Linked DNA regions of Homo sapiens: region 2 is linked to region 1. The links are chromatin loops, found by intact Hi-C in ENCODE. Cell type or tissue: IMR-90. All regions are shown on one strand. Each heading gives the region's core, and the rest is flanking DNA. Links, peaks and the distances in the headings are about the cores only.

Region 1 (5,378 bases), core at 56-5,055:
GAAAATTGGGTTTTATTTATTTATTTTAATGTTTTTAGAGGTGGGATCTTGCTACATTGCCCAGGCTGGTCTTCAACTCCTGGCCTCAAACAATCCTCCTGCCTCAGGCTCCCAAAGTTTTGGGATTATAGGTGTGAGCCACCATGCTGGCCAAATCTGGTTTTATTTTTATTTATTTATTATTATTTTTAAAAAATAGAGATGAGGTCTCACTATGTTGCCCAGGCTGATCTCGAACTCCTGGGCTCAAGTGATCCTCCTACCTCAGCCTCCCAAAGTGCTAGAATTACAGGCATGAGCCACCACGCTGGGCCCAAATCTGGTTTTAGAATTCTGATTTGTGAGGGCTTGTGCCTGTTCTTGTCTTGTCTGTGTGTCAGGGGGTGGAATCCTGAAGGAATCACTAGCAGAAGCTCAACAGGCCTCACTCAGAGGGAACCTCTTGTCTGTTTTACCAGGTTAAAACTCAGATATTGAGGGGAATAACTGGTGTTTGTGTCTTTGTCATGTGTATATTATAATTTTGTCTGGGCAATACGGGAAATGCTTTTTTTTTTTTTTTTTTTTTTTTTTTTTTGAGACAGAGTCTTGCTCTGTCACCCAAGTTAGAGTGCAGTTGTGGAATCTCGGCTCACTGCAGCCTCTGCCTCCGGGGTTCAAACAATTGAAACAGCCTTTGCAAAATTATGACTGAGACAGTGAAAGAGATCTAACTTAACTTACTCCATCTTGCTTCTAACTTCCAAGCTGTCCTTGTTCATTCCCGGGTGTAGGCTGAACTAACTTTGGGAGAAACTTAGTTTATAATTTAAACAAAGATGGTAACAGCCTTTTCCCAAAGCAGACTTCCTTCTTGTCTGGGGACTAGATTGCCTTTGTAGGACTAACATTAGCCACAAGATTAGAAATTATGGTTTAGGAGTCATGCAGCTGGATGCTACAAGATTCTGACCCTTCCTAAACTGCTCCTAAGATCAGTGCTTGACATATTTTGCAGACCTTGCACTTGATAGATCAGCTGGCACCACCCAGATCAATAAACTGGCTCATCTGATCTTGTGGTCCCCACCCAGGAACTGACTCAGCACAAGAAGACAGCTTTGACTCCCTGTGATTTCTTCCCTGACCAATTAGCACTCCTGGCTCACTGGCTTCCCTTTACTCACCAAGTTATCCTTAACAACTCAGTTCCTCGAATGCTCCACGAGACTGATTTGAGTAACAATAAAACTCCGGTCTCCTGCACAGCTGGCTCTGCGTGAATTACTCTTTCTCTATTGCAATTCCCCTGTCTTGATGAATTGGCTCTGTCTAGGCAGCAGGCAAGGTGAACCCCTTGGGTGGTTACACTATTCTCATGCCTCAGCCTCCCAAGTAGCTGGGATTACAGGCATGCACCACCTGTACCAGTGTGTACCACCTGTGCACCGGCTTTTTTTTTTTTTTTTTTTTTTGAGACAGTCTCACTGTGTCACCCGGGCTAGAGTACAGTGGTGTGATCTCGGCTCACTGCAACCTCTGCCTCCTGGGTTCAAGCGATTCTCCTGCTTCAGCCTCCAAAGTAGCTGGGATTACAGATGTGCGCCACCATGCCTGGCTAATTTTTTTGTATTTTAGTAGAGACAGGGTTTCATCATGTTGGCCAGGCTGGTCTCAAACTCCTGACTTCAAGTGATCCACCCACCTCGGCCTCCCAAAGTGCTGGGTTTACAGGCTTTAGCCACCCTCAGCAATTCATCCCACCAGAACAAAAGGCTAACATAGCAAACTGGTAAATTTATCTGCACAGAAAAACTGAACTACAAGGGATGAGGTACTTAACTTCCCACCTGAAGACCCAGGAATTTTTTTTTTTTACTTTTCTTCATTGAGATAGGGTCTCTATCGCTCAGACAGGAGTGCAGTGGCACAATATTGGCTCATTAAGTCTCCATCTGGGATCAAATGATTTTCCCACCTCAGTCTCCCGAGTAGCTAGCACAGGTGCGTACCACATCAGTCTGGCTTATTTTTCCACCCTTCCTAGAAACGGTATAAAATACTTAGCGAGCATCTAATTAAAACAGACCGTAACCTAAGAAGACGTAAGGTCATAACCACAACTCCAAAACCAAACGCGCGCCACTACAACAACTCTGAAAATAAACACACGCAACAACACACAAGCCGTCTTTTAAACTAGTTCAATCACAGGACAGAAAAGCGCAAAAGCAGTCCCCCACTACCACAAGTTATGCAGCCGAGTTTTCTCATTCGGGGAAATCGCGGGAGCAAACACATAGTAAAAACCCTCCCCCAAGAAAAACACTTTATCAGGACCAACAGCGTCTCTCCCCCGCCACAAAGACATTATTTACTTAATATTGCTAATACCTTACCATCGTCCTCAACACACAACATACTCATGGCAAATTGTATTATGAGTTGTTTTTAGGCATCGCTTCGAAACTACCGCTTCTTCGTATGACACATCTCAGACTACACCTTCTTTGGTATTCGCTAGAAAATTTCTCCCGCGAAGAACGCACTAGAACCGGCAATCACTGCGCCCCTATCTACATATGCCCGCCTCTTATAGTAACGTCACCACCTGCTTCTGTACGATCTGACTGAACTCCCTTACGGATCGGTTCGCTCTAGCTGCCGCTCCCAAGGATTCAAAAGAAATCGCATTGTGTGATAAGAAATTTTTTTTCTTTTTTCTGCACAGGCTCATATAATAGAAGTAACTTTTGTTATTTTTTCAGAGAATTCATACAGCCATTAATTATCCAAACCTATTTCTCAGTGCTTTTCAATGGCGTGATCTCGGCTTACTGCAACCTCCGCCTCCCAGGTTCAAGCAATTCTTCTGCCTCAGCCTCCCGAGTAGCTGGGATTACAAGCGCCTGCCACCACACCTGGCTAATTTTTGTAGTTTTAGTAAAGATGGGGTTTCACCATGGTGGTCAGGCTGGTCTTGAACTCCTGACCTCAGGTGATCCGCCCACCTCGGCCTCCCAAAGTGCTGGGATTACAGACATAAGCCACCGCGCCTGGCCCTCAGTGCTCTTTTCATTCCACTTAAGAAATTGGAACACACCAGGATGAGGATGATGATGCCAAAACTAGATTGATGGCTCACATCATCTAGGGTACAAATACACGCTTAATAATTTAACACTTTAGGCCAGGCGCGGTGGCTCACGTCTGTAATCCCAGCACTTTGGGAGGCCGAGGCGGGTAGATCACCTGAGGTCAGGAGCTCAAGACCAGCCTGACCAACATGGTGAAACCTCATCTCAAAATACAAAATATTAGCTGGGCGTGGTGGCGGGCGCCTGTAATCCCAGCTACTCGGGAGGCTGAGGCAGGAGAATCTCTTGAATCCAGGAGGTGGAGGTTGCAGTGAGCCGAGATCGCGCCATTGCACTCTAACCTGGGCGACAAGTAAAAAACTCCATCTCAAAAAAATAAATAAAATAATAATAATAATTTAACACTTTATTGAACTCAAAGCAACATTAAGCATCTTTGCCTTCGTTTTACACAGCTGTAGGGGAGCTCAGGGAGGGGAAGGCTGCATGGTTTTCCTTGGCGGGGAAGGTGTGCACCCTGCAGTCCTGCGGTGTTGTGGGAAGATTAGCCCATGTTCTGTCGGTTGCCGTAGCCCCTAGGGTGGGTGTCCTTCCAGTCATCCCACTCTCGAGCTCTTTGGAGTGTTTGTTCATCATCCTCTTCCTCCTTTTCTTGATCTTCCTGTTGCTGAGTGGCTTTTCTGAATTCTTCTGGTGTTGCCTTGGCTATTCCCTGATCTGGTAACACTCCATGTTTCTGATGTTGATCATACCAGTCACTCACTGTCATGGAAGCCAGACTTGGATAGCCAGCGCCAAATACTTTGGCTTGCGCCATGTTCCGAGTGAGAATGAAGGGTTTCATTGGAGGCCTCTTCTGGTGACATGAGTTAGAAGTGGATGCCTCTCTTGAAGAGTCTTTCTCTCCCAGGATCTTTATTTCCTGATCAATGCTCTCAATCTCTTCTAAGCTGATATCAATCCACCTCTGAAGGTGAAGAAGATAATATTCACGAACACGCTCATTATCTGCTTGACCACTTTCCACAGCAGATTTCATTGTAGACAACTTATGCTCCAACACCTTCTTCTGCTTGTATCGCTCTATTTTAGCCTGTCTTTGAGATGCCATAGCAACGAGGCTAGGATAAGCCGTGGAGGTAATAGCACCGTGATTTTCAGCTGAGTTGGTCTTGGTTTGGGGCAGCTCAAACTCGGCCACACGATAGTAATGGCACTGAGTTAAGTATTTTATAAAGTGTTCGCGAGCCTGCTGCAAATGATCTAGACGCTTACGGGGGTTGACTTGTTTCATGGTGAGGGCTCCTTGAAACGCTGGCACCATCAGGTACTTCAGGTCGGTGGAAGTAATCTCCTCCAAATCTTCATTTCGGCTGAACAAGTCAAGCTGCGATAACATTTTGGCAACCTTGTCAAGGAGGTCGAGGCCCTTGAACACCTTTTCCTGGACTATTCGGGAACCGGTGGGTTCAGTCGCTCCTTCGACTTCGTCCAGAAGCTGTTTGCTGGAATCGAACAGCTCGGGGAGCCGCGGCGGCGGCAGGAACTCGTCTTCAGCAGCTGCCATCTTGGGAAGGCTGATGCGAAATGTTGATTCCTTTCCTTTCTGGACACACGTAAAGATTCTGGCGTAGATTTCTAACAACCAGTCTGAATCGGGCGCTGCACGGCAGGGCAGTCAGGGAGGCGGTGGCGTTGGGGGCGGCATAGGGGAAGGCAACGGAGTCGGTTGTGCCGGGTCTGAATCGCTGCTCCACTCCGGGTCTTCGTCAAACTTTGTCTCTCTGTTTCCGTTTCCTAAAATTGTAAAGTGGGAATAATACTGCCTTCCTGGCTCACAAGATTTCTGTGAGGACTGAATAAGAGAATGCATGTAAAAATGCAGCTACCCCCAACCCAGGCTATTCTGCCCCTCGACTGCTGCCCCCTGTACTTTGGGACCCCCAAAGTGACTTTGCCAAGATTCAAGTATCTGCAGTTCCTGCCACACAGGGAAGTAGCATCAGGCCCGGATTTGGTAACAAACCGAGTGTTCCTGTATGTCTATATCTGTGTATGTATGATGTAAAAAGTACTGGGATTACAGGCGTGAGCCACCACGCCTGGCCTAAAACTCAGTTTTCAAAAATTACTGAGTGGCCAGGCGCGGTGGCTCACTCCTGTAATCCCCCACTTTGGGAGGCCGAGGTGGGCGGACTAGGAGGTCAGGAGACCGAGACCATCCTGGCTAACACGGTGAAACCCCATCTCTACTAGAAATACAAAAAATTAGCTGGGCGTGGTGGCGGGTGCCTGTAATCC
Region 2 (5,378 bases), core at 191-5,190, 51 kb after region 1:
ATTTACGAATATTGGGGGGACACAGCAGTGGTCATGTGTGGAGTCATGAAAAATCGAATCAACCTGTGCACATATTCCCAGCTGACGTTGAACAAGGTCATGTTCTGCCTTTTTATTTCAGCTCTCTACTGTAAACAAGTGTCCTTTTCACAGTCTTTATAATGCCACTTTTTTTTGCATTTTTGTGCTTTTTATTAGTGTTCACCTGTTCTTCATCACTTCAACCAGTTTCATTTTCTTATAATTATCGGAAATTACCTTATTTGTGTGTTTGTTTGCATATTAATGGTCCCTTACTCCACTAAAACATAACCTCCAAGAGAGCAGGGACCTTCTCTCTTATTTACTATATTCTTCTCTCTTATTTACTATATCATCCCCAATGCCTGGAACAGTAAATAGCATATAGGAAAGGAGGTGTCAATTAATACTTGCTAAATGAAGAAACAAATACTCTAAATAAAACAACTTACTTAGGCATTGCTTCATAAAAGCCTCTTGTTTAATCCAACCCTTACTAGATAGAAAAAAACATAGCATTGGAGTCTTTTGTTTGTTTACATTTGGGTTAGTTTCCAGATTCTTTTTGATTTGGGGATCTTAAGGTTTATATATTGGTTTATTTTTCTAACTTCACTGTTTATTTTTTGCTTTGGGGGGGGCTTTCTTTTGAAAGGGTTTTGCTCTGTCCCCCAGGCTGGAGTGCATGGCAGGGTTTCACCACGTTGGCCAGGCTGGTCTCAAACTCCTGACCTCGTGATCCACCTGCTTCGGCCTCCCAAAGTGCTGGGATTACAGATGTGAGCCACCGCGCCCAGCCTGAAGGTTTTTTTGTTTTTTGTTTTTTGTTTTAGGAAACATAAAAAGAACCCGGAAGGTAAAATTGGTATATTTAATTGACAAATGTGTTGTTTTACCAAGACTTTTTCTTTAAGCCTTTTCAGAATGTTTTACAAAGACTTTAAATGTGCTTTTTATCAGTAAAGACTGTGTACAGTGGCAAGTTAAAGAAAATTATAATTATTCCTTTTTCTTTTTGAATTACTTTTTTTTTTTTTTTTTTTTGAGACAAAGTCTCACTCTGTCGCCCAGGCTGGAGTACAGTGGCGCAACCTCTGCCACCAGGGTTCAAGAGATTCTCCTGCCTCAGCCTCCTGAGTACCTGGGATTACAGGTGCCTGCCACTGTGCCTGGCTAATTTTTGTAGTTTTAGCAGAGATGGGGTTTCACCATCTTGGCCAGGCTGGTCTTGAACTCCTGACCTCGTGATCCACCTGCCTCGGCCTCCCAAAGTGCTGGGATTACAGGTGTGAGCCACCGCGCCCAGCCTTTGAATTACTTTTTTAAAGTTGAGAAATTATCAAAGCAGAGTCCGTTTTAACTTTTAGTGATTATTGCAGAAAGCACTGGCTGAACAGCTTTGTAACTTTCCAAAAGAAAGCCATACTTTAGACAGTTGGAAATAAAGCCCTGGGTTTTAAGGTTTTTTCCTGTAATGGACTATGGTTTTTCCAATGCTATGTTTTTTTCTATCTAGTAAGGGTTGGATTAAAGAAGAGGCTTTTATGAAGCAATGTCTAAGTAAGTTGTTTTATTTAGAGTATTTGTTTCTTCATTTAGCAAGTATTAATTGACACCTCCTTTCCTATATGCTATTTACTGTTCCAGGCATTGGGGATGATATAGTAAATAAGACAGAAGAATATAGTAAATAAGAGAGAAGGTCCCTGCTCTCTTGGAGAGAGAGAGCATTTTTATTATTATTATTTTATTTTTCGTAACAAATCTAATATTATCTCTTCTGTATTTAGGTTCGACTAGTGATAGTGGATGGTATTGCTTTTCCATTTCGTCATGACCTAGATGACCTGTCTCTTCGTACTCGGTTATTAAATGGCCTAGCCCAGCAAATGATCAGCCTTGCAAATAATCACAGATTAGCTGTAAGTATTAACTAGTGAAGAGAGTTTTATAACAAAGTCAAGACTGTATAAAATGTTAATGTCTAGAAATGTCAAAATAGCGTTTGCCTGACAAATAATATAGACATGCAGTTTTGAGTAAAGTTACGTTTGGTTGGTTTCCATTAAAAAATTCTGGTCATAAGTGTCAGTTTTCCTGGAAAATAACAAGCATAATTAATGGACTTTGTGGTTGAGCGCGGTAGCTCGTGCCTGTAATCCCAGCACTTTGGGAGGCCGAGGCAGGTGGATCATGAGGTCAGGAGTTTGAGACCACCCTCGCCAACATGGTGAAACCCTGTCTCTACTAAAAAAAAAAAAAAAAAAAAAAAACCAAAAATTAGCCCGGTGTGGTGGCATGCCCCTGTAATCCCACCTACTCGGGAGGCTGAGGTAGGAGAATCACTTGAACCCAGGAGGCGGAGGTTACAGTGGGTGGAGAACGCGCCATCACACTCCAGCCTGGGCAGCAGCAAGACTCCGTCTCAAGGCAAAAAAAAAAAAAAAGGACTTTGTTTGATAAAGAAATGCCACCTTTGTTAATTGCAGTGTCTTCTTTGTTTAAATATACTTTGGATGTTTTTCAGGTTAACTCTTCCAACATCCCTGGTTTTCTTCTCCTTTGAGTCTTTGATTATTATGTGGTATGTAATCACAGATTCAGATGGATTGAAACATAACCGGTGTAAACAACCTAGATGCTTTGAGGTAGAGCTAAATAACTCTTGAAGATTTGAAATGTGAGGAGAGAAGTAAATATCGGCTCAGAAGGGAAGAGATTTTTTTTTTTAAAGTTTTACCTCACTCCTCTTTAACTGCTTGTTTGCCATTACTTCCCACCCTGAATCCACATCCCACCACTGACACAAATACACACATTTGTCTGGGAGTAAGATGTAAGGTCAAACTGCTTAACTTGATTTCTTTGTCTTTACCTTAATTAGAGAGACCTTAGCACATACCTGTAATACATCATAAGTAAATAAAGAACTTCCTCAGTAAAGTCATTTTAAAGCATACTTTTTTCTTTGAATTTCCAATTTTTTTTGCCATATGCTGAAAAGCATAGTGCCCTGTGTTTGAATTACTTTTTGCTTAAATTAATTGTAATTTAGCCTTTTGTTAATATCAGTGAAGAGCCTCCAGTAGGGGGCACTCAAGACTAATAGGTTGCATAGTTCCTTATGTTTTTAACAGAAATAGCTTCACCTTTTCCGACTAAAAAAGCAATCCAAACAATAACATCAAATAGTAGGTAGTGTTTAAGAAGAGTGATGTAAATATAAACGTCCTAACATGGAAGAAGATATATACATATATGTTATTGAGTGAAGAAATTTAAGTTGTATATAAAATATATTTAATGTTACCTCAGTTTAGAGAAAACTTATAATTATATGTATGCATTTATATTTGTATATATGAAGAGAAAGATCTGAAAGGACCAAAACATTAACAGTGGCTACTTCTTTTTTATTTTTTTGGAGACAGAATCTTACTGAAGTGCAGTGGTACAATCAGGGCTCGCCACAGCCTCGACATCTCGGGCTCAAGTGATCCTGCCACCTCAGCCTCCCTAGTAGCTGAGACTAGAGGCACATGCCACCATGCCCGGCTAATTTTTGTATTTTTTTTTTTGTAGAGATGGGGTTTCACCATGTTGCCCAGCTGGTCAGAAGGCGGAGGTTGGGCTCAAGCGATCATCTGCCGGCCTCAGCCTCCTAAAGTACTAGGATTACATGCATAAGCCACTGTGCCCAGACTTGGCTTCTTCAAAGGATGGGATTTTGTAGGGTTAGGGACACACTTTCCCTCTCTTACTTTATAATTTCTTTGCTTGAAGGTTTTTTTTCCCAATTAACATATATATAACATGTATGGCTTTTGATAATGTATTTTATAATTTTAAGGCCAGATGTGGTAACTCACACCTGTAATCCCAGCACTTTTGGAAGGCCAAAGTGGGAGGACCGCCTGAAGCCAGGAGTTTGAGACCAGCCTGAACAACAAAGCTTGACCCCATCTCTAAAAAAAAAAATACATAAAATAAGAATAATTGGCCGGGCACGGCGGCTCACATCTGTAATGCCAGCACTTTGGGAGACTGAGGTGGGCGGATCATGAGGTCAGGAGTTCGAGACCAGCCTGACCAACATGGTGAAACCCCATCTCTACTAAAAATACAAAAAATAGTCAGGCGTGGTGGCATGCCTGTAATCCCAGCTACTCAGGAGGCTGAGGCAGGGGAATCATTTGAACCCAGAAGGCGGAGGTTGCAGTGAGCCAAGATTGCGCCACTGCACTCCATCCTGGGCGAGAGAGCAACACTCCATCTCAAAAAAAAAAAAAAAAAAAAAGAAATTTTAAGTTATGTATGCTTTTTGTAAAAGAAAAAAAAAGTTCTAAACAATAAAAAATGTAGGAAGCGATTATTCATTACTCAGAGATTGTGTAAATATTGTTGTCTGGTGTAAATATTTTTGCAGACTTCATGCATATACAAACTTACGTTTTAGAAAATGAGGTCATAGGCCAGGTGTGGTGGCTCACGCCTGTAATCCCAGCACTTTGGGAGGCCAAGGCGGGCAGATCACGAGGTCAGGAGATCGAGACCATCCTGGCTAACACGGTGAAACCCCATCTCTACTAAAAATACAAAAAAGTAGCTAGGCTTGATGGCGGGCGCCTGTAATTTCAGCTACTCGGGAGGCTGAGGCAGGAGAATGGCATGAACCCGGGAGGCGGAGCTTGCAGTGAGCTGAGATACGCCACTGCACTCCAGCCTGGGCGACAGAGCAAGACTCCGTCTCAAAAAAAAAAGAAAATGAGGTCATGCCACCGCAGTGGCTCACGCCTGTAATCCCAGCACTTTGGGAGGCCAAGGTGGGAGGATCACTTGAGCCCATGAGTTTGAGACCAGCCTGGGAAATATAGTGAGACTTCATCGCTACAAATTTTTAAAAAAATCTTAGCCAAGCATAGTGGCATGCACCTATAGTTCTAGCTACTTAAGCGGCTGAGGTGGGAGTATTGCTTGAGGCTGGGAGGCAAAGGTTGCAGTGAGCTGAGATCGCACCACTGCACTCCAGCCTAGGCAGCAGAGCAAGACCCTGTCTTCAAAAACACAAAAAGAAATGAAAATGAGGTCATATTATACATGCTATTATGCAAAGCAGTTTTCTGTTTTTCACTTAATATATTGTGAACATCTTTCCATGTATACTACTTTTTTTTTCCATGTACACTACTTATAAGTCTGCTTTACACTAACAGCTGCATAGTATTTTGCTGTATGACTGTAGCATAGGTTTTTTTTGTATTTGTATTTGTTTTTGGGTTTTCTTTTTTATGAGACAGGGTCTCGCTCTGTCATCCAGGCTAGAGTGCAGTGGCATGATCTTGGTTCACTGTAGCCTC

Evidence for each region. A loop is a pair of places that touch in the nucleus more often than their neighbours do. Peaks named below come from ENCODE experiments on the same cell type or tissue, not always from the same donor. Only the 100,000 strongest peaks of a DNase experiment are listed, where the experiment ranks them.
Region 2: it touches region 1 in a loop (2.8-fold over the local background); 5 of 110 quality-filtered maps call a loop at or near these places.

The regions. Positions count from the first base shown.
Region 1 is chr17:58,656,956-58,662,333 of GRCh38, forward strand. The region is part of intron 1 of TEX14 (testis expressed 14, intercellular bridge forming factor); the gene reads right to left. It overlaps IGBP1C (IGBP1 family member C), which reads right to left. Exons shown (of 2, transcript NM_001395966.1): 2 at 3,469-4,874. The coding sequence starts at 4,644. The coding sequence ends at 3,622. It overlaps LOC124904122 (U1 spliceosomal RNA), which reads right to left and starts at 2,350; the gene lies at 2,194-2,350. RefSeq lists enhancers at 936-1,488, 1,620-2,390, 4,253-4,754. In IMR-90, for the core only: no CTCF peak of the experiment used is centred there; DNase peaks (open chromatin) are centred at 2,166 and 2,546; H3K4me3 peaks cover 922 bases; H3K27ac peaks cover 277 bases.
Region 2 is chr17:58,708,048-58,713,425 of GRCh38, forward strand. It overlaps RAD51C (RAD51 paralog C), which reads left to right. Exons shown (of 9, transcript NM_058216.3): 5 at 1,812-1,943. Among named protein-coding and RNA genes, the nearest start is that of RAD51C, 18 kb to the left of the region's middle. In IMR-90, for the core only: a CTCF peak has its summit at 3,113 (motif pointing right); a DNase peak (open chromatin) is centred at 3,114.